Regions from separate parts of the Homo sapiens genome. Here region 1 is linked to region 2. A link is a loop called in an ENCODE intact Hi-C map of the cell type or tissue named here. Cell type or tissue: heart right ventricle. All regions are shown on one strand. Each heading gives the region's core, and the rest is flanking DNA. Links, peaks and the distances in the headings are about the cores only. Region 1 holds the start of LOC101928663 (a long non-coding RNA gene). Region 2 overlaps CARMIL1 (capping protein regulator and myosin 1 linker 1).

Evidence for each region. A loop is a pair of places that touch in the nucleus more often than their neighbours do. Peaks named below come from ENCODE experiments on the same cell type or tissue, not always from the same donor. Only the 100,000 strongest peaks of a DNase experiment are listed, where the experiment ranks them.
Region 1: a loop joins it to region 2, with 6 times the contacts of the local background. A loop is called at or near these places in 64 of 110 quality-filtered maps.

The regions. Positions count from the first base shown.
Region 1 is chr6:25,257,590-25,274,517 of GRCh38, reverse strand. LOC101928663 (a long non-coding RNA gene) reads left to right here and starts at 13,111. Exons shown (of 3, transcript NR_110863.1): 1 at 13,111-13,394; 2 at 13,942-14,170. It also overlaps the pseudogene RPL21P68 and the pseudogene HNRNPA3P17. In heart right ventricle, for the core only: CTCF peaks have their summits at 8,448 and 8,653 (motif pointing left); a DNase peak (open chromatin) is centred at 8,653; H3K27ac peaks cover 1,353 bases.
Region 2 is chr6:25,598,053-25,606,052 of GRCh38, reverse strand. It overlaps CARMIL1 (capping protein regulator and myosin 1 linker 1), which reads right to left. Exons shown (of 37, transcript NM_017640.6): 33 at 5,307-5,739; 34 at 1,160-1,241. Among named protein-coding and RNA genes, the nearest start is that of SCGN, 50 kb to the left of the region's middle. In heart right ventricle, for the core only: a CTCF peak has its summit at 3,482 (motif pointing right); no DNase peak of the experiment used is centred there; H3K27me3 peaks cover 512 bases.

The sequences.
Region 1 (16,928 bases), core at 5,579-13,578, 340 kb after region 2:
AATCATTGAGGACCATCTTAGAGACTGGCTAAAGCAGAGAGAGAGAGAGAGAGAGAGAGAGAGAGAATGGGGCTAATGTAGAGAAAGTAAAGGATCAATGATTAGAGTAGCTGGGAATCAGGAAGGTAAGATACCAAGTTGGGAAGTTAAGTAAAAAATAATTCAAGAAGGGAGAAAGGGTTAACAGTGTCCTGTGCTGCTACAAAGTTAAATTTGATAAGGAATAATAATGCATACTTGAACTTAGTAATAAAGGAGGTATTGTTTTCTGTGGAAAGATATATTTTAGTAAAATGACAGAGAAGATAAAGTACAATGGGTTGAAGCATAATGAAGAGATGGAAAAGATGAAGGGAAAAAGGGAATACATATGACTCTAGAATTTTGAGGGTGACAAAAAGGAGAGAAGTAGCCAAAGGCCTACATAGAAGACTTTCTGTTAACCCTCGAAGATTTAATACTTACATTTATTTCTGCCACTTTCCAATGAGAGGAGAAGAATAAAACAGCATCAAGTCTCTAATGTAGATTATAGACTTTAATAATGTTGTATCAATATTATTACTAGCCCATTACTTGCAACAAATGTACCACACTGATGCAAAACAATGATAGGGGACACCGCTGGGGTAGGAAGCATATGGAAACTCTCTGTGCTTTCTGCTCGATTTTTCTGTAGACCTAAAACTATTCTTAAAAAAGAAGACTGCTCTTCCTCTCAGTCCCAAATTGAACTCAATTTGGAAAAGGCGAGTCCGGGCTCAAAATGGAGGCACATGATCCAAAGGAACCAGAGCACTTGAGAAAACTGTTTACTGTGTTCACAGCTTTGAAAATACAGACGATAGTTTGAGAAATGGCACATACTCACAGGCTGTGTGATAATGAGAGACTCCCAAACAACACATTCCAGAGGCTTTGGTTTTGTGACTTACTCTCGTGTTAAAGAGGTGGACACACAAGGCTGACAGGTGTGTACTGGAACCAAAGAGAGCTGTTTCTAGAGAGGATTCTATAAGGCCTGGTGCCCATCTAACCATGAAGAAAATCTTTGTTTGTGATATCAAGGAAGATAGAGAAGAATGTAATTTGAAGAGCATGGCAAGGCCAGGTGCAGTGGCTCACGTTTGTAATTCCAAATGCTTTGGGAGGCCGAAGTGGGTGGATTGCTTGAGCCCAGGAGTTTGGGACAGACCAGACTGGGCAACATAGTGAAACCCCGTCTCTACAAAAAAATGCAAAAATTAGCCGCGCATAGTGGCACGTGCCTGTGGTCCCAGCTACTTGGGAGGCTGAGATGGGAGGATTACTTGAGCCTGGGAGGTAGAGGGTGCAGTGAGCCAAGATTGCACGACTACATTCCAGCCTGGGTGACAGAGAGAGACCCTGTCTCAAAAAAAGAAAAGAAGGAAAGAGAGAGAGAGAGGAAAGAAAAGTATGGCACTATTTAAACCATAGATGTTATGGAAGGCAGGCAGAGTGGAAAAAAGAGGGGATTTGCTTTTTTAAAATTTACTTTTATTTATTTTTTATTTCGAGACAGGATCTCACTTTATCACCCAGGCTGGAGTGCAGTGGCCTGATCATAGCTCACTCAACCTCATGGGCTCAAGCAATCATCCCACCTCAGCCTCCCAAGTAGCTGGGAGCAAAGACATGTGCCATTACACCCAGCTGATTTTTAAATTTTTTGTAGAGATGGGGTCTCCTTATGTGGCTCAGGCTGGTCTCAAACTCCCTGGATCAAGCGATCCTCCCACCTTGGCCCCTAAAGTGCTTGGGAGGCATGAGCCACTGCACCTGGCTTTGCCATAACTTTTTAGGATCATAATACAGTTGATAAAGTTGTAATTGTCACAGAGCAAAATTTGGAGGCGGTGGAGGTAATTTTGGCTGTGGTGAAAACTTTGGTGGAAGAGGAGGCTATGATGGAGGTGCTGGAAGCAGAGATAGTTGCAGAGGAGGTGATGGTGAATATAATGGATTTGGAAGTGATGGTGGCAACTATGGTGGTGGTCTTGGTTATAGTAAAATAAGGGGCTATGGTGGTGGTGGACCAGGACATGAAAACCAAGGTGGTGGATATGGTGGCAATGGTGGAGGATGTGATGGTTGCAATGAAGGAGGAAATTTTGACAGTGGTAACTATGATGGTGGTGGGAAGTATAGTGATTTTGGAAATTATAGTGGACAACAGCAATCAAATTATGGACCCATGAAAGGAGGCTTTCTGGGTGGAAGAAGCTCGGGCAGTCCCTATGGTGGTGATTATGGATCTGGTGGTAAAAGTGGTGGATATAATAACAGAAGGTTCTAAAAAGCAGCAAAAAAGGGCTTCAGTTCCTAGCAGGAGTTAAAGTGAGGAGTTACCAGGAAAGCAGCAGGTTACTTTGAGACAGTCGTCTCAAATGCATTAGAGGAACTGGAAAAATCTGCCATAAAAGGAACAATTATCCATAGTTAGAAAAGTTACTGCAGCTTAAATAGGAAACCCTTCTTGTTCAGGACTGTCATAACCACAGTTTGCAAAAAATACAGCTATTGATTAATGCAATGTAGTGTCAATTAGATGTACATTCCTGAAGTCTTTTATCTGTTGTAACTTTTTTTTTTCTTTTCGTTACATCAGGTGTATGGCCCTGTAAATTGTGATAGTGGTACCAGGAATAAAGAATTAAAGAGTTTTTAACTTTTCAAAAAAAAGAAGCCTAATAATTTATATAAAAATGCATAGAGCAGCTGGGTGCAGTGGCTTATGCCTGTAATCCCAGCACTTTGGGAGGCAGAGGCAGGTGGATCACAAGGTCAGGAGTTCAAGACCTGCCTGGCCAAGATGGTGAAACCCCCTCTCTACTAAAAATACAAAAAAAAAAAATTAGCTGGGCATGGTGGTGGGCACCTGTAATCCCAGCTACTCTGGAGGCTGAGGCAGAGAATTGCTTGAACCCGGGAGACAGAGATTTCAGTGAGCTGAGATCATGCCACTGCACTCCAGCCTGGGTGACAGAGGGAGACTCCATCTCAAAAAAAAAAAAAAAAAAAAAAGCATAAAGCCACAAGGACAAAGAAAATAGGAGATAGTAACAAACAAGAAAATTCAACATTTTGGATCTGAGAAAGCTAATAGATGCATGGTAGCTGACTTAGCAGACTAGTGAAAGATAAACTCTAACCCTCCGGGGAGAGAGTGAATAAAAAGCAAGTTAATTTCTATAGCAGAATCCAAGAAAAATCTCAGGAACTAGATACATAAGTTATCTCTAAATGCGGAAGTACAGAATGAAGGAGGATTGGTACAGATTTTAAAAGCTCTAGACACTCCATAGATTCCCTCCCCTACCTCACACAGCCAGTCTATGCACCCCCTGCACAGCTGCCTCAGATGGGAAGTTAACTCTTTGGAGAGGTTAAACCAAAAAAGACCTAGTCTTGGAACAGCAGAGGGTGAAAGTGAGAAGCCATACCATATGGAAAGGGAAATATTCCTAAATATAAGCCCCTCAAAAATTCATTCTCTGTTTAGTTATCAGAAGTCTAGCAGCAAGGCTTATAATTCCAGTCAGAGAATTGGAGAATTCCTCTCCTATGTTATTAATCATCTTTAAATGAAAAACCTATGAGATACTGACCTACAGGGACTGGCCAGTGAATAGGTCAAGTCCCCACCTGTCCCCCTCAATTGAGACCCACCATTTGACAAAGCCTGCCCATTCATGTAAAGCTTCAGATCAGCTTTGTTATGCCTCACTGTAAATACAGACATCAAAGGCACACTGACATTTGAGGAAAGCCTCTACCATGAAAGCCAGAGACCAAAACAAACAAACCCCAACAAGGGACATAGAAGAGCATGGAAGTAAAAGAAAACTTCAAAAATCTGTAGTGAGAGAAATTCTGCCTCTGGCTGCAATGGAATAGCAAGGATTGGACATTCTCTCCCACAAAAACCCAGAAAAATATGCAGAACGTAAAAAGCTTTTATTTTTCAAACATTGGACATCAGGTAGGACAAGATTTAATCACTAAAAGAAGTTGAAACAAACAAGGTGATCACTATGATTGCCCCTGATATCTTCCTGGAAATAACCAGACTGTAGATGCAAAGAGGGGGATCCTAAACAGAGTCTATTGAGTCAAGCAGATGTAGGGATCAGAGAGGCCAAGGGGGCTGAATGTTACGAGGTAGAGTTCTAGAGATGAGGGAGCTGTGCTGAAAAGAGCTCCAAAAATCTGCATAGGGGTCTCTTTGAGTCTTTGCTGTGTATGTGGCCAGACAGGAATAAGGTGAAACTCCACAAGGGCAGGCAAAAACCACTGGAGAATTGTAAGGTGAACTACTTCTAGAGCTCACACAGGGCAGAGAGATATTTGAGTTCTGACCAGTCCAAGTGGGAAGTCATCTGTTCTCATTTTGGGCATCTGGTGGAGACTTTGAGAAGCTGGGAAAAGAAGAGAAAATAAAATCCAAAGTAAATAGAAGAAAGAAAATAATACAGGTCATAGCAGAAATCAATGAAATTGAAATTGGACCCATAACTTTTTAAAATTAGTAAAACTTAATCTGGGTCTTTGCAAAAAAATTTATTAAATTTTATGCAACACTTGGTGGACTGATCAAGACAAAAAGATAGAAGACACAAATGACCAATATTAGGAATGAGAGGGGGACATGATTACAAATATTAAAAGGGATAATATTGGAGATATTATGAAGAACATTATGCCAATAAATTTTACAGGTTAAATGAAACCTACACATCCCTTGAAAGATAAAAATGTCAAAAGTGACTCAAGAAGAAATAGAAAAAATCTGAAAAGCCCTAAATCTACGAAAGACATTTGAATTTCAAAATAAAAACCATCCCATAAAGAAAAGGAAAAACAGTCACATCAATTATCTCTTTACACACACAAACAACCATAAGGCAAAATTCAACATCCATTCAAAATAAAAACTCTCATTAACTAGGATAGAGGAGAATTTCCTCAAATTAATAAATTGAATCTATGGAAAACCTATAAGTAATGTTATATTTACTGGTGGAAGCATTTAGTCCCCCTTATGCTTCCCTCCTTAAATCAGAACCAAGACAAGAGTATCTACTCTTCCTATTTATACTCAATATTATGCTAGAAGTCTTAGCAATACTAATAAGGCAAGAATAAGAAATGAAAGACATAATGGGCAGAAAGGAAGAAAAGCCTGTCTTATTTGAAGATGGCATGACTGTATACATAGAAAATCCTAAGCAGGCCAGGCATGGTGGCTCACGCCTGTAATCCCGGAACTTTGGGAGGCCGAGGAGGGCGGATCACGAGGTCAGGAGATGGAGACCATCCTGGCTAACACGGTGAAACCCCGTCTCTACTAAAAATACAAAAAATTAGCCAGGTGTGGTGGTGGGTACCTGTAGTCCCAGCTACTCGGGAGGCTGAGGCAGGAGAATGGTGTGAACCTGGGAGGCAGAGCTTGCAGTGAGCCAAGATGGCACCACTGCACTCCAGCCTGGGCTACAGAGCAAGACTCCGTCTCAAAAAAAAAAAAAAAAAAATTTGCTGGGCATGGTGGTGTGTGCCTGTAGTCCTAGCTACCTGGGAAGCTAAGATGGAAGACTCACCTGAGTCCAGAAGGTCGAGACTACAGTGAGCCATGATCCCACCACTGTACTCCTGCCTGGGTGACAGAGTGAGATCTTGTCTCAAAAAAATAAATAAAATAAAATAAAGAGAGAGAAACACTCAGCAATAAAACGAAATGAACTAATATTATATATGGCAATATGGATGAATCTCAAAAACATTATGCTAAGAAAAAGAAATCTAGACACAAAAGAGTGTGTACTTGTGGTAACAGGAGGCATACAGTTGTCTAACCTCAGATTCCATGGGGATTCTATTTTTGGAAATCAGAAAAGATAAAATAACTCTCAGAATGATATATATATTACTAGAAATGTTTATTTCTGTAGGTTATTGGGAAGAATCTGCTTTGTACCTCATTCAGGATGTTGACAGAATTTAGTTCCTTGTGATTATGGAACTGAAATCTCTGTTTCCTTGCTGGCTGTCACTCAGGGCCCATTCTCAGCTCCGAGGGCCAGCTTACTTTCCTTGGCATGTGGCCCCTTTCCATTTTCAAAGTGAGCAAAGCTAGAATCTCTCTTGCATCAAACTCCTCTCATGCTTCTAACCTCTTTCACCAGAAAGAGACTTGTCCTTTTTAAGGACTCACCTGGACAGGTCAGGACCACCAAGTATAGTCTCTCTTTCTCTCTCTCTCTCTTTTTTTTTTTTTTTTTTTTTTTGAGACAGGGTCTCACTGTGGTTGCCCAGGCTGGAGTGCGGTGGCACAATATTGGCTCACTGCAGCCTCAACCTCCCAGGCTCAAGTGATTCTCCTGTCTCAGCCTCCTGAGTAGCTGGGATTACAGGTGCACACCACCATGCGTGGCTAACATTTTTGTATTTTTAGTAGAGACAGGGTTTCACTACATTGCTCAGGCTGGTCTCAAACTCCTGGACTCAAGCAATCTGCCTGCCTTGGCTTCCCAGAGTGCGGGATTGCAGGCGTGAGCCACTCACTGCACCTGGCTAGTCTCTCTCTCTCTCTCTCTCTCTCTCTCTCTCTTTATTTATTTATTTATTTATTTATTTATTTAACTTTAAGTACTGGGATACATGTGCAGAACGTGCAGATTTGTTACATAGGTATACAAGTGCCATGGTTGTTTTCTGTACCCATCAACTTGTCATCTAGGCTTTAAGCCCTGCATGCATTAGGTTAATTCTCTCCCTCCCTTTCCTCCTCACCCTAGTCCCTCTTTCTTAAAGTCATCTGTACTACATATAACACAACCTAATAATGAAAGATCCCATCATATTTACAGGTCCCTTCCATGCTCTAGGGGAGGGAATATACCACAATCTGCTACCACAATAAAGTTGGCATAAAACATAGAAAAAATTAAGAGAAATTTCAGCAAATCATTGTATTGTGAATGCTGAATGATGGGCGATACGTGTTTTTGTTTAGTTTTACTAACTTTGTTGTGTATGTGTGTGTGTGTTGTATTTTTAGCATATTGATCAATCACAAAAAGAATACTAAACTACTTTTATTAGTGAATGTACTTATTTTTCACATTTCTTTTCTATTTTTATTAATATCTGTATACTCAGGATTAACCTTTGTTGTTTGCTTCTGTCCTCTGGAACCTGATATCTGGGGCAATTTCAAAAAGTAATTTCTGAAGTGGGGGCAATAAATAAGTCAACCTAAAAAGAGAAAATAGCAGTCTGAGAAATCTTTCCAAATTTTCTGTTTAAAAAATCTGGCCACATAAGAAGTAAAAATAATAATAGCCATCAATGATGCTAAGCCACTGACACATTTCATCAGCATTGCTTATCTCCTATTTTCCCATTGTTCAATGTCGTCACATGAATTGTCATAAAAATGAGATTATTATTGTTCAGTTGCTCATTAGTTCAGGCTGTGGAGATCTCCTAAAAAGGATAACTTGTCTTTTGAGACCTCCCTATTTGTTACTAGAGAAAAGTGTGGGATGTTTTGGATTGCAGATGGAAAGTTTTCCTCTTTAACTGAACTCTTGAGATTGTAGTGAAATCATCCATGTCCTGAAGCATCATAATCGTTCCCATATGGACGAATTCATTCAATAAACAGTTATATTTGCATATATAGATTATCCCTAGAAATAGTTTGTCCCTGTTTTGGGAATCTTTGCTGTTCAAACAGCTCTCAAGGGTATATAAGAGGGTTTTACTCCTCTTACCCACCTCCCCATTACAACTCAGTTCCCTAGTGTTTTCCTCCAAATATTTTTAAGAAGTGAGGTAAGCTGGCTCTGAGGCTTCTAAATTCTGAATTCTGGCTCATTTTAACTGAGTCATTCCGGAGGTCCTAGCCTTGAAACAACTTATCTTTGGTTCCAATAAACAATAAGCTTAAGAAAAAAAGTTAGCTGTCTAATAGCCCCATGATTCCCTTGGCTATCTAGCTAGAAACTCTGTTCGCAAATCTGCTGCATCTTTGATGAATAGGAAATTTACAAATAATTCACAATTATGTTGAGTCAGCGCAGGTAGGGAGTTATCAGACAGTCAAAATACTTTAAAAGTGACCTGTTGGAAAAGTACTAATTTAAAAACCTGCTCAGATTTTTGCTTTCTTTCTAGCGATTACCTTAAGATTGTATTGCACCCTTTGTTATATTTTTAGATATTTAGATTTTCTTTTCCTTTATTGCTGATATTGTTATTGCTCTATGAAGCAATACAACTTTTAGCCATCTGCTTCTCTTCCTCTTTTGGATAATTGACATTTTGTCAAATGGCAAAAAAACAGTATCAACCATACTAAGTAATAACTAGCATTTATTAACCCTTCCTTCATGTTGAAGATAAAGCACTTCAAGTGTTTTATCTCATGTAACTCTCGAGACAACTTAAGAGGTAGGTGCTTTTATTATCTCTAGTATTTAAATAGGGAAGCTTCACTCCAGACGGGTTAGATAACTGTCCCTAAGTCACACATTGACACCACAGAGTAGTTCTGATGATAGGTTGTGGTGCTTCTACACATTCCCAATCTAAAATGCCAGTAAAGAAGTGACTGCTACTGCCATCTGCTGGTAACTAGCAGAGTTGCTAGCTACTTTTGCTCATGCTGCAATTAAAAATCTGTACAAATTAGTGTTTGCAATGAGAGCTCTCTTCTGACACACGTTGGTGTCTCATGATGCCATCTATCATGCTAGTGTTTAGAACAGTCCCTGACACACCGTAAGCACTCAATATTTATGGAATGAACAAATGGAGATCCCAGGAGAGTTTTTGTTGGTAAAACTTCTCAAGTTGTCCTGAAAGAACACAGAAGCTGTCTCCACACAAAGCAGTGATGGTCTTTCTTTCTTTCTTTCTTTCTTTCTTTCTTTCTTTCTTTCTTTCTTTCTTTCTTTCTTTCTTTCTTTCCTTTCTTTCTTTTCTTTCTTTCTTTCTTTCTTTCTTTCTTTCTTTCTTTCTTTCTCTCTCTCTCTCTCTCTCTCTCTCTCTCTCTCTCCTTCCTTCCTTCCTTCCTTCCTTCCTTCCTTCCTTCTTTTTTTCTTGAGATGGAGCTCTGTTTCCCAGGCTGGAGTGAAGTGGTGCGATCTCGGCTCATTGCAACCTCCACCTCCTGGGTTCAAGCAATTCTTCTGTCTCAGCCTCCCGAGTAGCTGGAATTACAGGTGTCTGCCACCACACCTGGCTAAGTTTTGTATTTTTAATAGAGACGGGGTTTCACCATGTTGGGCAGGCTGGTCTCGAACTCCTGACCTCAGGTGATCCGCCCAACTCAGCCTCCCAAAATGTTGGGATTACAGGCATGAGCCACCACGCATGACATATGATGCTGTTTTTCAAGTGTTTACTTCATTCACTGTGCTGCCTCTGCATTTACAATCTCCTTTGAATTTCCTTGTTATAACCTAGTTTATAAGTGGAGTCTCACTCATGTTTAAATCTAACTTTATCAGTTACATCGTATAGGTTTTAGAAGGAATCCTAGTTTCAGAACTGACAGAACTGAAAAATCCTGGCTAGTGTTTCCCAAGCCCTGTTTCAAAAGATGGTGATTTTAAAAAAGTGTTTAATAGACAAATAAGTTTCAGAAGCAGTACATTAGATAAATTTCCCTTGTTTTCTTTCTTTCTTTTTTTTTTTTTTTTCACTGTAGAACTTCTTAGAGTATTGAGGCAGGAGAATGGCGTGAACCTGGGAGGCGGAGCTTGCAGTGAGCCGAGATTGCGCCACTGCACTCCAGCCTGGGCGACAGTGAGACTCCGTCTCAAAAAAAAAAAAAAAAAAAAAAAAAAAAAGAACTTCTCCGAGTATTAGAAATCTTTGAGAAGGGTTATACATAAAACCGTATTTGGCAGCTTGGGCTGCCATAAAAAAATATCATGGGCTAGGGTCTTAAACAAGAAAAATTAATTTTCTTACAGTCTGGAGGCTGGAAGTTCAAGATCAAGGTGCTGACTTGTTAGGTTTCCAGTGAAGGCTCTCTTCCTGGCTTACACATACCTGCCTTCTTGTTTTGTCTTCACAGGGTCTTTTCTTGGAGGATGATATTGGAGAGAGTGAGAGGTGCTCTTCTTATGTCTCTTCTATTAATGACACTAATCCAATTGGATCAGTTCTGCACCCTTATGACCTAATTCAACCTTAAATACTTCCTTAGAGGCCCCATCTCCAAATACAGCCATACAGGAGGTGAAGACTTCAAAATATGAATCTGGGGGGGACACAAACATTCAGTCCACTTACAAATAGGACTTGATCACAGATTCTTTCTCATTTAGCTCCTATTAACATCCTAAAAGACATTAGTGTTTTGTGGAACTCACTTGGAAATTTCCAATATACCAAACTCCAGTTACTACAGATGGAGTCCAGTGAGAATAATTTTCCTAATATCATACAGCTAGTTATTGGCAAAGCTAGAACTCTCATTTTAAGTGTTGTTTTCATGATATCATGCTTGTTCTATTTTATTTCTCCATACGAAAATAAACACTAGTATTGCCTTTGCAGAACTTTACAGTTATAAAGGGGATGTGAACTAACATTTATTGAGTGCTACTATGTGACTTTTCTACCCTCCCCCGTGCTAAATGGGTTAAACATTCCAGAATTTATGACTGTTGCATTTCACATCATGATTTAATAAATGCTTGAATGACAGCCTCTATGGGATGAGTCAGTGAGAGTCTGCCCTGAGAGATACATCTTGCTGATTTTCTATGTGTCAGGCACACAGAAAATGTTTTTTTTTCTTTTTTTTCTGAGACAGAGTCTCACTGTGTTGCTCAGGCTGGAGTGGGGTGGCACTATCTTGGTTCACTGCAATCTCCGCCTCTTGGGTTCAAGCAATTCTCCTGCCTCAGCCTCTCAAGTAGCTGGGACCACAGGCACCAGCCACCACACCTGGCTAATTTTTTGTGTGTTTTTAGTAGAGATGGGGTTTCACTGTGTTGATCAGGCTGGTCTTGAATTCCTGACCTCGTGATCCGCCCGCCTCGGTCTTCCAAAGTGCTCGGATTACAGGCATGAGCCACCGCACCGGGCGGCCTTTTTTCTTTCTTTCTTTCTTTCTTTCTTTCTTTCTTTCTTTCTTTCTTTCTTTCTTTCTTTCTTTCTCTCTCTCTCTCTCTCTCTCTCTCTCTCTCTCTTTCTTTCTTTCTTTCTTCTTTCCTTTCTTTTTTTTTTTTTTTTCTCGCCCAGGCTGGAGTGCAGTGGCCCGATCTCAGCTCACTGCAAGCTCCACCTCCTGCGTTCATGCCATTCTCCTGCCTCAGCCTCCCAAGTAGCTGGGACTACAGGCCCTGTTTGTATTTTTAGTAGACACGAAAGTAGCCAGGATGGTCTGGATCTCGGGACCTCATGATCCGCCCGCCTCGGCCTCCCAAAGTGTTGGGATTACAGGCGTGAGCCACGGCGCCCGGCCGGGTTTTTTTCTTTTTTTTTTTAATTTTAATCTTTTAAAAACCTTTAAACTGACAAATAATAATTGTACATATTCATGGGGGTATATAGTATTGTTTTGAAACATAATGTATGGTGATTAGATCAGGGTAATTAGCATATCCATCATCTGAAACAATGGTCATTTCTTGGGTTGGGAACATTCTGTATCCTCCTCCTCCTCTAGCTATTCGAAACTATGTATTACCTACAGTGGTATAGAACAATAGAACTTATTCCTCCTATCTACCTGTAATTTTGTCCTTTAACAAATCTCTCCCTATCCTGCCCCCGACCCACCCTTCCCATGACCCTCCCCAGCCTCTGGTATCCTCTGTCCTACTTTTTACTTCTATGAGCTCAACATTTTTTTTTTTTTTAGCTTCCACATATGTGTGAGAACATGTGGTGTTTAACTTTCTGTTCCTGGCTTATTTCACTTAACATAACGTCCTCCAGTTCCAGCCGTGCTCACATTGGCCTTTTTTTTATGCTCTAGAAAGTTATATTGTTTTCTGCCACAGACTTCATAATGCTGTGTTCTTTTCTACTCTTCTTTTTTACTTCCCACCTTGTTCTCCTGCACTTCAGATGCACAGAATTGTGTTAACCATAAACTTTGGGTGTTTATATGCCATCATCCTTGATCCATTCACAATACCATTCAATAATATAATAAACATCCAACCCAACAATCAGAATAAGTAACCTATATTTATCTACATGTGCCTTTCTTGTCTCATCCCATTGCATCTCCCTCAAATAATATTTTGATCCTAAATGTTAGATTTATTGTTTGCTTGCTTTTTGTTGTTTTTGCTTGCCTAACCACACACAACACCACACACACACACACACACACACACACACACACACACATCTCTATTGGTTACATGGTTTAATTTTTTTTGTTGTTGTTTGTTTGTTTGTTTTGAGACGGTGTCTCGCTCTGTCACCCAAGCTGGAGTGCAGTGGCGCTATCTTGGCTCACTGCAAGCTCCGCCTCCCGGGTTCACGCCATTCTCCTGCCTCAGCCTCCCAAGTAGCTGAGACTACAGGCACCTGCCACCACGCCTGGCTAATTTTTTGTATTTTTAGTAGAGATGGGGTTTCACTGTGTTAGCCAGGATGGTCTTGATCTCCTGACATTGTGATCTGCCCGCCCTGGCCTCCCAAAGTGCTGGGATTACAGGCGCGAGCCACCGCGCCTGGCCTTTTTTTTTTTTTTTTTTTAAATAGTCCAGAGGTCTTTTATTTTATTTCTTTAACACCTATTATGCATGAATTCATAGGGAATAGATTCCAGCAGCTCAAGCTCTTTCCCGTTGGTTCTCACACAGTGTGCTTCTCTGGGTGGAGCAGGCTGGTGCTTCAGTTGAACCCAGGTACTTTTCTCTTTGGCTTCCTTCTTTTTCTGATCATTTTCCTTCACGCATTTCAGGAAGCTACCTCGGCTCTTAGAGTGTTTAATGTGCTCAATATGCACATTAATTCTCTTGGCAAGAATCTTGCCCTTAACTTGTTTGTTTAAAACAATGCCAAAAGCATGCTGGGTAAAATTGTAGACTCTTCCAGTTTTGCCATGGTAACACCTGTGGGGCATTCCTTTTTGAACAGTACCCCTTCCCTTGATGTCTGCAATATCACCTTTCTTATAGATTAGCATATATGTGGCCAAAGGAACAACTCCATGTTTTTGTAAAGGCCTAGAGAACATATATCCAGTGCCTTTCCTTTTTGCCTTTGTATTCATCATTTTGGCAAATTACTGGAAGATGACGGTTCTGGCCAAAAGGCTGGTTTTGTTTTTGGGTCACATTTTCTTGCTTCTCTGCGTTAGAATCTTGGATTAGATGATGGACATGGTGAAGGTTGTATCATTTAGTGTCTAGACTTTGTAATCTTCCTTTAAACATAACAATATTATTTTGAGTTTTTTTCTAGCAGGCTTACTGATTCTTTCAAATGATTTGTTTGTTTGTTTGTTTTATAAAAAACTGGATCTGCTATATTGCCAAGGCTGGGCTCAACTCTTGGGCTCAAGTAGTCCTCCTGCTTCAGCCTCCTGAGTAGCTGGGACTACAGACATGCATCACCATGACCGGCTTAAAGGTTGTTGTTAATCTTTGTTAGGGTCGGTGTGGAGTACCCTATTTTAGCTTTGCTCCAAAGGTGCAGCTTTTCTGGGGCCTTTAGTGAATACATAAGTATTTAGCAAGGTGTTTCTACTCTACTTGGTCAGAAATGTAACATCCCTCAGTCCTCTGAGAGTTGTTTAGCTTCAGTTACCTGGTAACTGTTCTTAGTAGGATTCATCCATTCTATCACATATGGTTTGTATGTATTCACTTTTACTAGTTACGTTGCTAAATTCTTTCTATGATTTTTCATGTGGTGGTATTATCACTTATTTTATAGATGGAAAATATGAGGTGCAGAGAAGTGATGGAAAAAAGAGAAGATCAGGATTTCAGTTTTTTTCTGCATTTCTCATCATCCCATGAAGTCTCTTGATAACATAAGCCAAGTTTTCATATACCTTGACGTGTGTGATACTTACGTGGTGCCAAGAACAAGATGCATACTCAATAAATATTCATCACTATAGGCAAAAGCGGGCACAGATGGAAAATAAAATTATTTGAAGGTAAAGAACACTTGATTAAGAATTAGTCAGCAAAATAACATTAAATTGAGTCAGAATAAATGGGTTCTAGGCTTCACCCCATTGTGAATGAATAATATATTACTTTTAGACAGTGTTTTCCTATACTTGTTTATGTTTGCTCGTCACAAAAACCTGCTGAGCTAACCTAGGGTAAGGTCTTGGTAGGAAGACATCCCAGAGTCACAAGGCAACAAACACGTAATGAAGGCAAGTTTTAAAATCAGATCTTCTGAATATTAAAAAAAAAAATTTTTTTTAGAAGGGTCTCACTCTCACCTAGGCTGGAGTACAGTGGCACTGTCACAACTCCCTGCAGCCTCAAACTCCTGGGCTCACGTGATCCTCTCATTATCTTAATCGCTTTGAGTCTCAGTTTTCCCATCTATAAAATGGGGATATCACTTAGTTCACTAGGTTGCTCTGGTGTTTAAGGGAAATAAATACATATAAAGCATATTGAAATATTTAAAGAATTCAATAAATGTTTATTATTAGGAAACAAACATATGGTAATTTTTGAGCCAGAGTCTCATTCTGTTGCCCAGGCTGGAGTGCAGTGGCACAATCTCGGCTCACCACAACCTCCGCCTCCTGGGTTCAAGGAATTCTCCTGGGTTCAAGCGATTCTCGTGGCTCAGCCTCCCAAGTAGCTGGGACTACAGTTGCACGCCACCATGCCCAGCTAATGTATGTATTTTTAGTAGAGACGGGGTTTCACCATGTTGGTCAGGCTGGTCTTGAACTCCTGACATCAGGTGATCTGCCCACCTTGGCCTCCCGAAGTTCTAGGATTACAGGTGTGAGCCACTGCGCCCAGCAACAACAACAACAACAACAACAACAACAACAACAACAAAAATCTTAAACAAACAAAAAACCCAACAGGGTTTATGACACCAAATCCTGTCAACTATCAACCACACCATATTGTACCTCTCACCACATATTTTTACTTAAATTATGTAACATTTCTTAGCCTTGGTTTTCTCACTGAAAACAGGGGAGGCTGAACTTAACTATACATAACTCTTCTGCTTCTAAATGTGTCTGAGAGAGAGACTGAAATAAGCAAGGGAGAGTGGATGTCCTTCATGCTTAAACTTAAGATCCCAATTTTTATCCGAAATGAGCTTAAACTTTCCCTCCTGTGAATTTGCTACTCTTTTTGAAGCTAATAACAATTAAAAAATAGAGCTATCTTTAATTCAGCAAAAAATAATTATTTCTAAATCCTGAGAGATCAATGAGACTGCAAACCTAACAAATTCATTTTTAATGACAAAAACACTAATTTCGTCATAAGGAGGCAATGATAAGATTCATTTATTTTGTATAAAACATTATAATTTATCATTTTTAACAAAATGGATACCACACATTTTCCTTTCGGAATAAATGTTTTAATCACCCTTTCGATGTGATATCTTTTGATCAACAGGAATTTTTGGCATCTCTAAACCCTCTTCCAAATTATTCAGGGCTCACTTTGGTTTTTAAAATTAACATTTGATTGATTTAAGTAACAAATGCAAAAGCCCAGTTTCCCCTTACATTTAAGTTTATTTTATATATTTAAAAATTCAATTTATAAATAAGGTAATATTATAAAATTCATTTTTAAGGTGACCTTTGATTATTGCTTAGTCCGATTTGCAAACTTTGTTAAATATTTTAAGTAACTTATACATTTATTATTTTCAAATTTTTTAAGTTCTTTAGTTTTCTGACTTACAAAGAAACCTTCCTGGTTATTTAAATAAGCATAATAAACCTAATAATCTTGTATTTATGCTGAACCCTTATAAATTACATAAAATTGTCTTAAGGCTTTCAACCTAAGAGAAGTCTGGATCAATGGTGATGTTTCAAATTTTAAATTCAGGGCCATTTGGCTAATCTATTGAATAATTAATATATTCAGAATTTCTTAAACATTACATTACTTAAAGCTACCACATTAGTCACAGTTTATCCACAAACATAAACCTGAAATATTAGAACTAATTTTTTGCTTTTAAAAAAGCATTCCTGTACTAAATTCTAGCTCTTTTTAGGACTAATTCACTTTCAAGAAAAAAACAATTCAGTCTTCCCACTATCATACCAGAGATTTTGGTAAGGAGCTTAAGCTGAGGCATCTAAGACAATTTCCCTCTCAGCCATGACGGGCATGTGGAAGTTTCCAAGCCCACGCCCTCCATGTAACCAAGTAACATGTTACGTAAGTGTCAAGGCTGGATTAATTCGGCAACTCATTCTAGATTGTTTTATTATTTGATTATATTAAAATAATTTAAGATTAATTTTTTTTTTCTGAAATTCTTTTCATGTCTCCTAACTGAGACCTGGTTAGATTCCACATATCCCTCTTGTCTTATCCAGCTCTAAGTCACAGTTCCGGGGACATTTTAATGATGCCTCCAAGCACATACAGACATTGCCAGGAACCTTGCTGCTCACTAACAGATGCTCCAGTCCTTGGACATCCCACATTTGAAAAAGCAGCACTGGCTGTGAGAAAAGCATAAATAATTTAAACAAAATAGGAAGAGCTAGAATGAGAACTAGTGTGAAAAGTCAAGACAAATCGAAGTATATTACTTGAATGTAGACGTGATCTGCAGTGAGACCAGAGTCTATCACATGCACACATAGAAAATGATTATATTTGTTCAGCACATCAGCATAAACAGATAAGGTAGCTCTCAACTGAAGGAGGTCTTCCCAGGGGATCGAG
Region 2 (8,000 bases), core at 1-8,000:
AAAAAGGCCACTTTAAAAATCAAAGGTCAAAGAAGCCAATAACTTGAAGCTAGAAGTCTGGTACAAACTGCTGTAATCATTTGCCATCGTTTCTCATCACGGATGTTTTAAGAGTATTTTAAGAATATGCTGTTCTAGCATGTTTTAAAATCAAAACATGCTGGAGGAAGAGTGACGTTCTTTGTAGAAAAGCAATAAACTTTTTGGTTGTTTTCTGATCACCCCTGACTATTCCAGCGATGACAAGCTTTTATATTTAATAATGTACAGTGCCGTAATCACATACAAGGAAAACAGTGGTTCTTCATGCACTTGAAATATTTGGGTCTTTCTCAGATCTGGCACAAGGTACAGGTATAACCGAATGTAAGTGCCTTGGTTCTGGACAATAAGCAGTTAGGGCTCTGGCTACAGGTTCTGAGTGAGGAGGGTGATGCTGACGGCTGCAATCTCATGTTTAGTGAGAACAGCTCCAGAAATGTCATCTCATCCCCCACCTCCATCCATACTGCTGCCTTAATTTAACAAGACAACTGGCAAAAATAAGCCCATAAAATGTGATTTATCATCCAACTCTTACTGCACCAAGATACTGTAGCTATGCATAAGACTCTCAAATAGCAAAGTGAGGATTCTATCACACAGTTAACGCATTACTCTCTAGTTTTCATCTAAGGTATTTTCTTATTTTATTATACCTAAGAAGTCAGAGGGACAAGGGATATTGGATTTCATGCATATTCAAGCTGCAAGCGAAGCATATTGTTCATACCAAACAAGACAGCCACCCATCTTCCATATGTCATGCATGGCTTATTCTTAAATACATCAGCCATGATCCTGTATGCTGCCCCCACCCCCAACTTTTCCAAAATGCTCAAAGCTGAGGAGTTTGCAATGAAAAAACAGTCAGAATTTCCTCCCTTTGGGAAATCAAAAAGTGCCCTGTCCAGGCACAATGCTACAGTGGGGCAGGATGTGCCCCAGGGGAAGATAAGGCAGGTGAAGGGATATGGTCTTTCAGATGATAGCTGAGAACACACAACAAAGAGATCAGTTCTTGCCTCCCTGTTTAAATTTTTCTTCTGTCAATCATGTGACTCTGCAATCAGAAGGTAAGCGCTTTTCCTAAGGGGGTGATGGCAATGGCCTGACTTACCTGCCCCACCTCCATCCGACCGTTCTACGCCGCTCAAAGCTGGGCTGGAAGAATCCTGGGATACGGCATCATTCCCAAGCTTCTAAAAAATTCAAGCACCATCCCCCCAAAAAGTGCACATTTATTTAATGCAAAAGTGAAAAAACAATGCAGATAATAAATGACAGCAAAGAAGGGCTCTTTAACTCAGCTGCTGTTATGGTGACTGTGCCTGACCTGTCTCCATAGGCTCTCTGGCTGGGACAAAACTGTGAGAAACACATTCTATTCTGTGTTTACGGTCAGGACTCTGGGGTCCAAAGTGTGGCCGGTTTGGTTCCTCGGAAGGCTCCTCACAGGTGAGAGGTGCATGGGGCCAGGGAAAGTCAGTGGGCTTGGTGACCTTTACTGTTTTTCTTGTTGAACACCTATGCAGGCTCTGCAGCCCCTGATGCTTTATGTGATGAGGGCCCTTGCATGCTAGAAATGTACAGAATCTGCTCTAGGTTTGGTTTCCAAAAATCTAGTTTTGGCTGGGTGCAGTGGCTCATGCCTGTAATCTATCTCAGCACTTTGGGAAACTGAGATGGGAGAATTGTTTGAGGTCACGAGCTTGAGACCAGCCTAGGCAACATAGTGAGACCCCCCATCTCTGCAAAAAATAGAAAAATTAGTCAGGCATGATGGCATGCATCTGAAGTCCCAGCTACTCAGGAGGCTGAGGCAGGAGGATCACCTGACCAACCCCAGGAGTTCAAAGCTGCACTGAACTATAAAAGCGTGCCAATGCACTCCAGCCTGGGTGACAGAGCGAGACCTTATCTATTTAAAAATATATATATAATTTTCAAAGCAGCAGAAACCTTTCCAACCTCAATGATAATACAGGTGAAAGGGGTCCTGAAATAGGCAGGGTCTTCCTTGCTTTGAGGTAGAACCACATGACACAGATCTATTATTTAGGAGGTAAATACAGATGAACAGGACCGAATAAATTTTTTAAAAATCTGCAGGTGGGAGGAATTAGTGATGGTGATGATGGGGAAAGTAAAATGCCACTGTCTTGGGGTAGGAGTAGAAAGTTTAGAAAGTCTACACTAGACTGAGGCATTTAGATACAAAAAAAAGATATACAAAGCAAAGTCTGGTGTTTACTTCATAACATCTAAGAATTATATTGACAAAGATGGTCTACATCTACTGCCTGTCTAACAAGCAAAAACACTGTGGACCAGTAGACCAGCAGGCATGATGATTCCCAAGGCAGTCTGACCTTCAGACTGCTGGTTCCTGCTCATCCCATGCTTCTGACAAACCTAAAAAGCTCTGCAGCCAATTCCTAACTTTAAACTGTGTTTGATGATACAGGAAGTATTATTTGAAATGCAGGTGAGATAAGCCTCATTCCCTGAATTCATCAATCTACCCCAGTCACACACTCCCCAGGAGTGCTGGCTCTATCAGAAGGAAGCACCCAAGTGGCAGGAAGGCTGAGGAATTTCTCAGGAAGATGACAAAAGCTCCACTGTCATGAATGCAAGGTGCTGAACAGATCTCCAGGAGGAAATGTGTATACAAGCACTGCAGCTAACACAAGCACACTATTCGGCATCACTATGGAAAAGTGATCCCCTAAAAAGGAAGTCCCATGCCAGCCCTCTGTGCCCAGGACAAGTGTCTGCAGGACAGGGCTGGGGACCATCCATGAAGTCCCCTTTCACATCCTTCCCTTTCAGGTTCCTCCAAGTGCATGGCAGGCACCTGAAAGTGAGGACCTCCTTAAATTCTGTACCCGGGGCACCCCATTTGCCTGCATCTCTAAAGCAATCCTGGGAGTTGTTCTCTTTTCCCTCCCAGATTTTTAAAGTTATTTATAAATCCCAAAGTGACTGTGGGGAATAAGGATAAAATAATACAATGCCCATTGCCTTTGTGTGTGGACAGATGACTTGGAGGCCCCAGAGGAAAATATATGAACTCTAAGTATTCACTGCTTATTTCTCTCTTTTGTCAATAAATGAAAAGTGTCATATCTTCATACTTACAGTTCTTTTTCTTTAAACATATTTATATGTATATATCTCAAATGCCAGCAACGCAAAGAGAATTACTTATAGGAGGGTGAAGACATCATATATTTTATCAACAGTATATTGATCATTGATGCTATTGTTGCTACCTTTAGAAAGAATACAGTCATGGTACTTTAGAAAAAAAATGTTCTAAAGCTAATTTTTGAAAAACTTCATTATTTAATGATTTTGACAGAAGACCCATGACTGGTCTGAATTTTAAATAGCAAGAATTTTTAACAATGGTTGTTTTAAAGTGACACTAGATGGCGCTAACAGATCATTAATACTGTGTAAGCCCTAAACAAATATAAAACCATAAGGGTTTTGTCACTTTAAGTCGATTTATATATCAAATCCAAAGTACATGAATAAAACACTCTAGTAAATGTCATCTTTACACCAAAAAGAAACTGTTAATCATGAAAAACATAAACAGCATATTAATCAAAACCGCACATTCATTGTTATAAAGAAATTCACAACATGGATTAAAATTTTAACATTTCCTTGGGCATCTGACTCACTAATGACATGGTTGTAGTATTATCCAGAATTCTGACCAGTGAGGGCCACACCATGCCTCCTTTGTTGAGTGAGCAGGATATAGTTCTGTGGTCTCTCCCAACTCTAAGGGTTGCTCAGTGAATTAGGAGGGTTCTGCAATTAAAGAATTGCTAAATAATGTTGATGTTGGTGGGAGAACTTTGGTAAATAGTTGTAAGATCAGGTGGGAAGTGGAGTTTAATTTTTAAACATTGGTTGTTTAGAAGCCATATAAAAGAGCTCCCTACACCTGCCATGTAGTTAATTGTTTACTTTCTGAAAGTCAAGGGCTCACCGGGATGAACTGTTTTATTGTGATACTTCAAATAAAATAGACATGTGATTTCCTTTCTTGGAGAACCAGTTGTGTAAAAATAATGGAGCTCAAGATAATGCACAGAAACCACAACCTGACTTAAACATAGGTATGTTCATCTTATCACACAGATACAATCCTTCATGTAGTGAGTGACAAGAGAAAACAGGGGTAAAAAGAAAAGTGAAAAAGACTCCTTATACTTTAAAAGGAGATTTGAAGAATAAATAATGTTTTAAGTCAGATTTGGGGGGAACTCAGCAAATTTTAAACTATGAAGTTATTCTCTGTAGCAACAGATGATATATATCAATGGTCAAATATTCAGTTAATTCTAATAGAATACCTTGAGTGTTTTTTCTTTTGTCTTTGTCTTTTAAATCTGGAATATAGCAAGGCATTCTTAGGTTTAAAAAGAGAATAATTTTTAGGTTTGAAAAGGGAATAAGTTAGAAAATAGTTCCCATTTTTATATATAATCTAGTTTCAGTGTTTTTATTTCCCTCTGTTAGTTCACCTATCTTCAATATTACCCTCAGTCTTCCATCTGGATTCAGCCGACTGTCTTTTCCCCCAGATGTGAGCATTTCACCTGGCCCCGGAACATCTCTGACATGCTTCCACAACATGCACAGGAGGCCCCTGGGCAGGTGGGGAAAGACCGGAGTCTTCAAAGCCTATGTTAGAATGCCGGCACTCCACAAGACTGTGACCCTCAGGCCAAAGTGAGAACATGGCCATTTCTTTAGGGTCTGTGCTCCAGGTTCTTTAGCAATAAGTTATGGTTTTGGATTTCTATTTAACCAACAGGCTATTTTTATTTTCTCACCCAAATAAACCCAGCGAGGGCAAAAACACAAACAAGGACAACCAAGTCAAAAATGAACCCCCACTTATCTCACGAAGACAAGGAGTAGATTGGGGGTTACCAGACGGCAGGAAGTGTGGGGACATGGGGGGAGATGAAAAGAGGTACAAAATGGGTACAAAAAACACAGCTGATAGAAGAAACAAGACCTAGTATTGGACAGATCAGTAGGGTAGCTCTAGTTAACAACAATCTATTGTCAATTTCAAAATAGCAAGAAGAGAGTAATTTGAATATTCCCAGCATAAAGGAAAGTTAAATGTTTAAGGTGATAGACATACATAAAAATATCACATGCACCATGAAAATGTGTGCATCTATTATATATCAAATAAATGAATGAATTAAAAATAGGTCCACCCTTACCTTCTGCGCACACGCAGCTCTCTTCTCTTGCTTGGCTTTCATCTCTGCCAGCAGACCACTGCCCATCACCTGGACCCCATACCTCCGCCCTGCCTGTGGGCTGCTCTTGCTGTCACTCCGTTCCACCTTCCCTATTTCTTCCCCTTGACTCTCTTCAAAGGAGTCAGGTGTTTTTATCTCCTCTATCCGTTCAGAATTGCCATTGTGCTCGGCGGCCTTTGTGTCCTTCCTGGGACAGTCCACAGGTGGACTTCTGACTGCCCCTTTTGGTGAGGAGGGTTCTTCTGTCATCAAGATCGTTGGTGGTCGCTCGGATTTGGACCGGGATTTGATTAAATTGAGAAAGCCACTACTTTTCCGAGAATCTCGCTTTTTCTTTTCATCTCCTCCTTCATTAAGCTCATGGGACTCTGAGCCTCTTGTTGACCATTTCCTGCATTTCAAACCAAGACACAGATCTGTTGTTTTTACTGTAAATAAGTTCCAGCAAGAATCAGTCAAAATATAAATATGGAGATTGCTACATATACAGTAACCATTCAGAAGCATTTTTAAAAGCAGATTTGAGTTACCGCCCTTAGGAAACAGAAAGGAATGTGGAATATCATTATCATATTCACGTGAGAAAATCGAGGCACGCACACATTAAGAATGAAAGATGAAAATGTAACTGGTACAGCCAGTTTGCTAGCTTACTCTAAAAGTAACCCCTCTCCCTTTGTTTCTTGTTTTATATATATATATAACCACTTGCTCTGCTTGAGAATTCCAAAGGGTAATCTTAAAACAATCCAGGCATAAAACAGAGGTGGTGGTACAATTTTCTCCCTTCCAAGTAGAAATTGGTACACAGTTAATCCATAACCTAACCCCTGCCAAGAGGAAACCAACCAGACCTCCAAATGGTCCATTACTCAAGATAGTCATCAGAAAACAACCAACAGACCTGCACCCCACACCACTCCTGTGCATAGTTTTCATGCCGCCTTTCACCTTAAAACCCCTTTAGCCAGCCTGAAAATTTGAGATGGCTTTTTGCGACTTGAGTCTGGCCATCTCCCAAGCTGTCGGCACTTGCATAAACCAAACTTTGCTTCTCATGCGTTTGACTTTTTGAGGGGCAAGCAGCTAAACCTGAGTTTGGTTCCAAAAGGCAGAGAGTATGCTCTGGGAGAGTTTTCAGAAGGAGAATATGCTGAAACTTGGGAAATGGAAGGGGAGAAGGAGTCAATGAAATGAGCTAAGTAGGAAGTATCACAGACAACTTGTCTCATTTAAAGCTGGCAGACTGAATATCCACTTAGCTCCCCTGAATCGCCATTAAAATAATAACAAAGGATTTATAAAAGAAAGCATAAGCCCTACAGGGGAGAAAAGGCAAAAACAATAAAATTTGGAAGCCAAAATACACTAGTTATGTGTGAAAATTGACTTAATAGATCAGAGAAAGCTGAAACCTAAGCCAACAGTCGGGGAGACCCAGAAGCATTTGATTTGTGCTGGCTCCAGAATGAGGAGACGCGGGCACCTCTGCAAGTGGAAGTGAAGGGGAAATGAAGACAGGAAGGTTCTCTTCTTTGTGAAGCCCATTCAAAAATTCATCGGATCCTCTCCCTAAACCACAGAGCCAATGATGCCCATCCCAACACCCAAGTTCACTCTCTGGAAAGAATGAACCAAAGAAGCTGAGCTGGGGGACTCCAAATGCAGCTGAGCTGAGTGAGGATCACGAAACAGGGAGGCTCAAGAAAGCCTGCACAGTGAGCAGTGACATCCCCGGGACTTTTTCTCCCTCTGCATGCCAGAATCAGACAGGCAGGTTTATACCTGCCAGGCAGGAGATCAAAGTTTCCAAAGCTCAACAGAAAGGACCTAAAGATTCTGAGAGTCAGGGATACCCTCTCCCCGCAACAAAATGGTCCAGGAAGACCACCCTACATTGAAGCCCACCAGTCGACAAGCTCTACCCACAAATTTCCAAGAAGCTCTTCGGTGCCCCCATTCCTTTTCAACACGGAAGAGAAAAAATATTGCATCCACCAACATGAATAATAGCAAAATGTGATAGCAGAAGTAGAAAACTCAAGGTTGGAAGATACAACTGAGGAAATCTCCCAGAAAAACAAAGGGAATATAAAGAATTAAAAAATAGGAGAGAAAAGGTAGAAATTAGTGGATTAACAGAGGAAATAAAAAATCTGAGTAATGGCCTGGGCATGGTAGTTCATGCCTATAATCCCAGCACTTTGGGAGGCTGAGGTGGGCAGACTGCTTGACCCTGGGAGTTCGAGACCAGCCTGGTCAGCATGGCAAAACCCCATCCCTACAAAAAATACAAAAATTAGCTGGGAGGGGTGGTCCATGCCTGTAGTCCCAGCTAATCAAGAGTCTGAGGTAGGAGTATCACCTGAGCCTGGAAGGTCAAAGTTGCAGTGAGCCATGATCACGCCACTGCACTATAGCCTGGGTGACAGAGTGAGATGCTATCTCAAATAATAATAATAATAGAAGTTTAAGAAAAAAAGTACAGAGAAAAAAGGAAGAAATTATGAAAGAAATAATTTTTAAAAATTCAGCAACAAAGGACATGAGTTTCCAGATTGAAATGGCTTATGAGTGTCAAGCAAATTGGTTTTTTAAAAAAATTAAAAAATAAAAAACCCACCTCAGGGCACATATCATCATAAAATTTTA